Regions from separate parts of the Homo sapiens genome. Here region 1 is linked to region 2. Evidence: read pairs that join two places in POLR2A ChIA-PET (ENCODE). Cell type or tissue: Caco-2. All regions are shown on one strand. Links, peaks and the distances in the headings refer to the core of each region. The heading gives the core; the rest is flanking DNA. Region 1 overlaps TALDO1 (transaldolase 1). Region 2 overlaps DEAF1 (DEAF1 transcription factor).

What was found. ChIA-PET counts read pairs that join two places held together with the same protein. Peaks named below come from ENCODE experiments on the same cell type or tissue, not always from the same donor. Only the 100,000 strongest peaks of a DNase experiment are listed, where the experiment ranks them.
Region 1: POLR2A ChIA-PET joins it to region 2 with 6 read pairs; 14 of 35 experiments call an interaction of 5 or more read pairs at or near these places.

Annotation. Positions count from the first base shown.
Region 1 is chr11:761,291-765,804 of GRCh38, forward strand. It overlaps TALDO1 (transaldolase 1), which reads left to right. Exons shown (of 8, transcript NM_006755.2): 5 at 2,054-2,229; 6 at 2,457-2,654; 7 at 2,998-3,143; 8 at 3,523-3,722. The coding sequence ends at 3,555. Among named protein-coding and RNA genes, the nearest start is that of GATD1, 14 kb to the right of the region's middle. RefSeq lists an enhancer at 1,298-2,497 and a silencer at 4,049-4,462. In Caco-2, for the core only: CTCF peaks have their summits at 717 and 4,177 (motif pointing left); DNase peaks (open chromatin) are centred at 1,331, 2,041 and 4,141.
Region 2 is chr11:687,172-691,271 of GRCh38, forward strand. DEAF1 (DEAF1 transcription factor) reads right to left here. Exons shown (of 12, transcript NM_021008.4): 3 at 1,160-1,289; 4 at 740-886. Among named protein-coding and RNA genes, the nearest start is that of DEAF1, 6.0 kb to the right of the region's middle. RefSeq lists enhancers at 1-416, 1,394-2,317. In Caco-2, for the core only: no CTCF peak of the experiment used is centred there; no DNase peak of the experiment used is centred there.

The DNA.
Region 1 (4,514 bases), core at 322-4,321, 74 kb after region 2:
GCACCATTGTACTCCAGCCTGGGTGACAGAATGAGACTCCATCTCAAAAAAAAAAAAAAAAAAGAAAAGAAAAACTAGCCCACCCCTGTGATTCCAGCTACTTAGGAGGCTGAGGCGGGAGGATCGCTTGAGCCTGGGAAGTTGAGGTTCCAGTAGCTATGATCGTACCACTGCACTCCAGCCTGGGTGACAGAGTGAGACCCTGTCTCAGAAAAACCAAACCAAACATATGTACGTTCAGAGTGGAAGAGACAGAAAATGTATAAAACAAAGTAAAACTCCTCTATGATGTTCTCACCCAGAAGCAGCCAATGCTATACTCAAATAATTCGCATCAGGAAGAGGTGTTTTGTTTCCACATCTGTGTGTCTGCATGTTCTACCACCTGCCATCACTGACCTGCTCTGAGATAGCATCTCACTTTTTCACCACGGCTGGAGTGCAGTGGCACGAACTTGGCTCACTGCAGCCTTGACTCCAGGCTCAAGCTATCTTTCCACCTCAGTCCCCCAAGTGGCTGGGATGACAAGCACACATACCACTCCTGGGTAATTTCACCACGTTCCCCAGGCTGGTCTCGAACCCCTGGGCTCAAGAGATCTCTACCCATCTTGGCCTCCCAAAGTGCTGGGATTATAGGCATGAGCCATTGTGCCTGGCCTCATTTGTGTGTTTTTTTGTTTTTTTTTGTTTTTGAGACGGAGTTTCATTCTCGTCCATGCTGGAGTGCAATGGTGCTATCTCAGCTCACTGCAACCTCCACCTCTGGGGTTCAAGAGATTCTCCTGCCTCAGCCTCCGGAGTAGCTGGGATTACAGGCAGGCGCCACCACTCCCGCCTAATTTTATATTTTTAGTAGAGATGGGGTTTCTCATGTTAGTCAGGCTGATCTCAAACTCCCAGCCTCAGGTGATCCGCCCGCCTCGGCCTCCCAAAGTGTTGGGATCACAGGTTTGAGCCACTGCACCTGGCCGGACCATTTGTTTTTATATGTTGGAAAATACTCCATTTTATGGATAGGCCACAGTTATTCATCTGTTGGTGGACACCTGGTCAGTTTCCATCTCTTGAGCTGTGATGTATATTGCTGTGGTCGGTTTCCATTTCTCGGGCTGTGATGTATGCTGCTGCTCTGAACACATCTGCTGCTATGAACACATCTGCTGCTCTGAACACAGATGTGCAAGTTTTGTCCTGGACATGTGTTTTTGTTTCTCGTGGGCATATGCCTAGGAGTGGAGTCTCTGGGTGACTGCTGGAGGAACTGCAGGCTGTTTCCCAACTCAGCTGTGCCATCTGCTGTCCCCCTCGAACACCCCCGTGTGGCCATGTGGCAGAGGCGCCTGGGGAGGGAACTTGTGTCTGAAGGTGCCTGAGCAGAGCCTTGGCTGTCTCATCCCATGCCCCAGCCACATGGCAAAGTATGGGCACTGCTCCGTCCTTGGGGATCAACCCCAGGATGTCCAAAGTGCACTGGGATTTGGGCAAGTGGCCTAGTGAGGCCAAGGGGCTCCTCTCAGCAGAAACCAGGGTGCTACGGGCCTGCTGCAGGGTGGCCCCAGGAATGGGTAGGGTGGAACAGGGTGAGGACTGGAATGTGGTCAGAGATGACTCAGTGGTTCTAGCCTGGGAGCTGAGCCCTGGTGAGTTCTGGGATGAGGTGACGGCCTGGCGCAAGAGCACGGGCACCCAGAGGGCCTCCCTTGCCTTTGTCTATTGTGTCATGTGGGTTGGAGAAAATCCTGGTCACCCATAACCCACTATCCACTTAGAGCCCTCGAGTCTTACCGATTTGTTCTTAACAATGGCATGAGCCTGTTCCTGCCTTTTTAGTTTAAGGCCCGTGAGCGTCTTTGGCAGCCTGTGGCTCTGGGTGGGCACCTGGCCTGCATTCACCTGCCCCGCCCTCACCTGCCCCGCCCTCACCTGCCCCCGCCCTCACCCGCCCCCGCCCTCACCCATCCCCGCCCTCACCGTCCCCGCCCTCACCCGCCCCCGCCCTCACCTGTCCCCGCCCTCACCTGCCCCGCCCTCACCTGTCCCCGCCCCGCAGGGAGCTCGAGGAGCAGCACGGCATCCACTGCAACATGACGTTACTCTTCTCCTTCGCCCAGGCTGTGGCCTGTGCCGAGGCGGGTGTGACCCTCATCTCCCCATTTGTTGGGCGCATCCTTGATTGGCATGTGGCAAACACCGACAAGAAATCCTATGAGCCCCTGGAAGACCCTGGTGAGGGTCCCTCTGTGGTAATGGGGTAAGGGGAGCAGCCTCAGCAGCACCTCAGGCAGGAAGAGCCCGAGACGGAGCTGCCGCATCAACAAGCAGTGAGGTGCACAGGTCGGCGCGGGGCAGGCAGGGGTGGCGGCTCAAGGTAGTGCAGCCGGCAGGCACTGGGAGGGCAGGTGGGGTGGTACCTCTGCCGAAGCCTTCCTGGTCACAGCTTGGTCTCTTTCCAGGGGTAAAGAGTGTCACTAAAATCTACAACTACTACAAGAAGTTTAGCTACAAAACCATTGTCATGGGCGCCTCCTTCCGCAACACGGGCGAGATCAAAGCACTGGCCGGCTGTGACTTCCTCACCATCTCACCCAAGCTCCTGGGAGAGCTGCTGCAGGACAACGCCAAGCTGGTGCCTGTGCTCTCAGCCAAGGCGGGTGAGGCCCCACTGCCCAGCTGTGGCTCCTGCTCGGGCAAGGCCAGCACTGCCGTGCCACGCTGCCCTGTGGGTGATCCCTCCCACCTGTGGGGCGAGCTCATCTTGGGAGACATGAGGGTGAAGTAGACCTCAACGGAGGGCTTGGCTTTCCTAACACATCTCACTCAAGTCATCAGCCAAGGCTCTGTGGGCTGAACCCCACTTCCAGCGTGAGCCTTGCTGGGGCCAAGGCCTGGCCCTGGTGGGAGATGCTTGGGTGCAGCAGTTCAGGCCCTGAGCCCAAGGGGCCAAGGTGGGCAGGGACATGGAGCAGGCATGGAAGGCTGGTTCTTGTCCCCCAGCCCAAGCCAGTGACCTGGAAAAAATCCACCTGGATGAGAAGTCTTTCCGTTGGTTGCACAACGAGGACCAGATGGCTGTGGAGAAGCTCTCTGACGGGATCCGCAAGTTTGCCGCTGATGCAGTGAAGCTGGAGCGGATGCTGACAGTGAGTGTTGTGTGTGGGTACCTACATATGCCAAGCCCTATGAGAGCCCGGGCCTGGGCGTCGGGGTTCAAGCTGGGCAGAGTTAAAACTTTGGTGAGACCCCAGGTCTCATTCACGTGCTGTCCAGCAAGTGGGGCCTGTTGAGGCCATCCCAGGGTGGAGGGTGCATGGCACCCAGGGGTGCCCCCAGGATGCTTGGTGGGTCCTGGCTCCTCTCTGGCCTGTGTGGTGACTGTGGTATTGGCCACCCTGTGGCCGTGGCCCCCACACAGAGTGCAGACCCCACAAGGGCCTCCCTCCTTCCACATGGTGCCTTGTGAGGCTTCAAGGTGCAGAAGGTAGGGTGGGGAGACACAGCTCGTGCTCTGTTTGTTTCTAGGAACGAATGTTCAATGCAGAGAATGGAAAGTAGCGCATCCCTGAGGCTGGACTCCAGATCTGCACCGCCGGCCAGCTGGGATCTGACTGCACGTGGCTTCTGATGAATCTTGCGTTTTTTACAAATTGGAGCAGGGACAGATCATAGATTTCTGATTTTATGTAAAATTTTGCCTAATACATTAAAGCAGTCACTTTTCCTGTGCTGTTTCATTCACTGTCTCCGTCCCCTTTGTCCCCTAAGCATCACCTGCCCCAGCTGTGATGGGCTGTAACCTAGGTTAGGACTCAGAGATGGGGTCGGGGTCAGGGTACCCCAGACACAACCCACCGCCTGGGCCACCACCTGGGAACCCAGGTCAGGGTTGTTGCTGGGAGGCCATTGGTGGAGTTAGGCAAAGGGCAGGCTTCTGATGCCAGGGGCTCCCAAGGTGCTGTCCCAGGTGGGTCACAGATGAACAGTCTCAAGCCTCCAAGCGTGGGCAGATGTGGATGCCTCTCAGAGGAGCAGTCCCAGCCGGACCCTCCCTCCTGCTCTTGAGGGCCTGGGCCTCCTGTTCCCTGTCAAGGCTGCCCTGCCCATGCCCCCCGCCCCCCTCCTGTCCTGTTGTGGCTGAGACCTTACATGGGATGCCAGGTTCCTGCATGGGGTCATGGTGCCACCTTGTGGGGGCAGCACGACATGCACCAGCCACTGGCCTTGAAGTCGCCACCCCCATTTTTTTTGTTGTTTGAGACGGAATCTCACTCTGTCGCCCAGGCTGGAGTGCGCCCCGGGCAGTGGTGCGATCTCGGCTCCCTGCAACCTCCGCCTCCCAGTTTCAAGCGATTCTCTTTACCTCAGCCCCCACAAGTAGCTGGGATTACAGGCGCCTGCCATCATGCCCGGCTAATTTTTTGTATTTTAGTAGAGACAGGGTTTCACCATTTCAGCCAAGCTGGTCTTGAACTCCTGACCTTGTGATCCACCCACCCCGGCCTCCCAAAGTGTTG
Region 2 (4,100 bases), core at 1-4,000:
GCCTGTGCCTCTGACCCCCTACGTGATCTCTCCACCCGCTGTCCACAGGCAGTGCAAGCTCAACCAGGTCCCACACTGAGCACCTCTGGTACCCACTTCCAGAGCCTTCATCTACAAGTCCCAAGCTAACCTGGCAACTTGAGGAACACGTCCCAGCCCTGCCTCCCTCCTGCTTCTTCTCGCTTGTCTCCTGTCCCGTGGGTCACGATGGCTTTTCACCCCCAGATGGTTCCTGGGCGCAGCCCTGTCCCGTGCCTCTCCCAGGCCTCAGCTCAGTTCACAGGAACTGGGTGTCACCTGCACCTTTTGTCTTGTTTTTTTGTTGTCGTTGTTGTTGAGACGGAGTCTCGCTCTGTCGCCCAGGATGGAGTGCAGTGGCGTGATCTCAGCTCACTGCAAGCTCTGCCTCCTGGGTTCACGCCATTCTCCTGCCTCAGCCTCCCGAGTAGCTGGGACTATGGGACTACAGGCGCCTGCCACCACGCTCCACTAATTTTTTGTATTTTTAGTAGAGACGGGTTTTCATCGTGTTAGCCAGGATAGTCTCGATCTCCTGACCTCTGATCCACCCGCCTCGGCTTCCCAAAGTGCTGGTATTACAGGCATCAGCCACCGCGCCCAGCCCTGTCTTCTTAACTAGTTCTAGGTGCCATGATTTTCATCTTTCTCAGCCCCCAATTTATGCTAGGGGGGTTACAAAGGGGAATACAACTTTGGAGTCTGAAGTGGCAGTCCTCACCTGAGCCGAGCCTGTTCTTGTACAGAGTGCCGCTGATGTTCCGGCACCGTACGGGCAGCTCACTGTCGTACACAGAAGGGTCCCAGTTGTATTTAGTTCCACCTTTTTCTTGGCCGGGAGCCAGAGGGGTTGGAGGAGACTGAGGACCTTGGGCAGAGAAAGTGTTTGAAGGTGAGAGGCCGGACACCGGGAAGCATAGTACACTCTCATCTCAGACACCACCTCCCCGGCAGCGCCACCTCCTTCAACGGCGGAAAAACTTCTTGGTCAGGAAAATTCCAATGCTTTTACTTAAAATCTATTAATAGATGATATTCCAAATTTACCACAAAAAGAAACAAGTAAATAAATCCCTGAAATAAATTCTAGCTATTCTGAAACGTGTTTTGCCCGAGGCCTGGGGTGCAGGCACCGCTGTACCTGGGGTGAGGGGAGCTGCCGGGCCTTTCAGCCCGGTGGTCTCCACGATGCTCCCATCTGTGTGGACGACAATCAGTGTCGCTTTTTCGGTGTTCAGGCTGTCCCCGATCTGAAGGGCCGTCCTACCAGACTAGAAGGAAAAACCGCTCCGTCAGGTCACGTCCGAGAGTGACACCAGGCGTGTCACTGAGCCCAGCTGGGCCGTCCTCCAGCAGGGCTCTCTGGCTGTTCTCACCAAGAAGGGACGCTCACCTAGGCACCCCATATCTTTTCCAAAGATACCTCTCAAAGACTTGAAAACAGAGCCAAGAACAAGAACAGACAATGCCGAAGTCTGTGTGGTGCTGAGGAAAATGCTTGCCATCATTTGTCAAAGGGAAGGAAGAAAGGTGCTCCACAAACAAGAAACACCCTCCCTTCCACCTGAGCCGCTCCCACAAGGTCACCGTCTTCATGCAGAGTTTCCAACAGACCGAGTTGGCCGCCACAGACAAGGCCTTGTGCAGGACCGCCCTCCAGACCTCCTTACAGATGGCAACTGGAGACCAGGGCCTCAAAACCACATTTCCACACTGGCTGAAGCTGCTGCAACTGCTGCCTGCTTCCAAAATCAGCCTTCAGGCGGCACAGACCCCGCCACAGGAAGCCAGAGTCTCCATGCCCACACACCACTGCTGGAACTTGAACCCTACCTTGGCCAAGTCATCCGGCAAACTCTGGCCTGCAGGCTCTGTTCACCCCACGGTGGGGCAGACCAGAGACTTCCAGGGGCCTCTCTGAACCCCGTGTTTTGGGTGCCCCAAGGTTTTCATTCTGAATACAAAACCAACCGAGGCAAAGTGAGAAAACAACTGTTTCTTTTTTTCTTTTTCTTTTTTTTTTTTTTTTTTTTTGAGACGGAGACTCGTTCTGTCACCCAGGCTGGAGTGCAGTGGCGCCATCTCGGCTCACTGCAAGCTCCGCCTCCCGGGTTCACGCTATTGTCCTGCCTCAGCCTCCTAAGTAGCTGGGACTACACACGCCCACCACCACACCAGGCTAATTTTTTGCATTTTTTTTTTTAGTAGAGATGGGGTTTCACCGTGTTAGCCAGGATGGTCTCCATCTTCTGACCTCATGATCTGCCCATCTCGGCCTCCCAGAGTGCTGGGATTACAGGCAGGAGCCACCGCGCCCAGCTGACAACTGTTTCCTACATCTGAAAATGTCACTGTCAAATCAGAGCACTTGAGTAGAAGTTTATCATGGAGTGGAGGGACCCCCAACACACATGCCTGACGCCTGGGCTCACACAGGGGGTCCTACTGCTGTGCCTGAGTCACCAAAGACCTGCAGCTCTTCACTGGAGAAAAGGAATGTCTTGTGTTTGTTTAAGAGTCACAGAGTATTTTTCTTAGGAAGGGAACACACAGTTATTTCAGACCGTGCCCCGCTTTGTTGTCAGTTTCCAAACAGGAACACACCAGTCTCTGGTCTTCCTGGCCTGGAGGGGAGAAAACCAGCCTCAGGCACTTGCAGGACACCCCCGCTCCATGACGTCAGCACGTTCCAGGCACCCACAGGTGCCTTGGGCTTCAGCCCCTCCTAGGAAATGAGGAGGTGCCCAGACCCCACTGCCAGGAAGGAGCAGCCTGACTGAAAACACAGATCGCCACGTGGCCATGGGTCAGCTTGTGTGTGTTCTCACACCCACCAGAAATAAGCCAAGTTTCTGGGCTGGGTGCGGTGGCTCATGCCTGTAATCCCAGCACATTGGGAGGCCGAGATGGTAGCTACCTGAGGTCAGGAGTTTGAGACTACCTGGACAACATGGGGAACCCAGGAGGTGGAGGTTGCAGTGAGTTGAGATCACTCCACTGCACTCCAGTTTGGGCAACAGAGAAAGACTCTGTCAAAAAGGAAGGGGAGGGGAGGGGAGAGGAGGGGAGGGGAGGGCAGGGCAGGGGAGGGCAGGGGAGGGCAGGGGAGGGGAGGGGAGGAGAGGGCAGGGGAGGGCAGGGGAGGGGAGGGCAGGGGAGGGGAGGGCAGGGGAGGGGAGGGCAGGGGAGGGGGTTTCCAAGTTTCTTATGTTTTTACTGAAGTCCTTCACAAGTTTTCTGTTTGCTGCCATTCTAACAATAACTGTGCTTTCAGGCCGGGTGTGGTGGCTCACACCTATAATCCTTATAATCCCAGCACTTTGGGAGGTCAAGGCGGGCACCTGAGGTCAGGAGTTTGAGGCCAGCCTGGACAACATGGTGACCTGTCTCTACTAAAAATACAAAAATTAGCCTGGCATGGTGGCACACGCCTGTAATCCCAGCTACTCAGGAGGCTGAGGCACAAGAATGGCTTGAACCCAGGAGGCGGAGGTTGCAATGAGCCGAGATTGCACCACTGCACTCCAGTCTAGGTGACAGAGCAAGACCCCGTCTCAAAAACAAAACAAACAAATAACCACTCTGCTTTCAGGTATATGGAGATGATGTCCCAGGTATGTGACCAAGGCTGAAAAGACTACAAGTAACAGGTGCCAATGGTCCCAGGGAAAATCCCTTTCTGGAGACTGGACCCACCCTGGCATCTGCCACTTGGAAACAAGGTTGCCTGCCCTGGTTGACCAGATGTCCCCAGATCGCCGAAGGCCCCACACATAAAACATAAAATAAGCTGATAAAACATGATCACAAAAGGGCTCTGAAGGTGGCACAGACACTATTTGAAATGCAACTGGCTTTCAGCAGTTTTCTAAGTAGACAGCAGTCAGGCGTGGGAGACTGCACCATAAATGCTACGAGAACAGGATATGGGGGAGGGAAACGCCTTGCTTCTTTCAGCTGGCCCTGCAGCTATAGGATAAGGAGCACAGGCAGGGCCGGGCCTCGGGCAGAGGCTGAACTGTGGCCGGACAGCAGCCTGCTGGGAGTCCCTGCCCAACGCAGGCCACAAGCCCATCTGACAG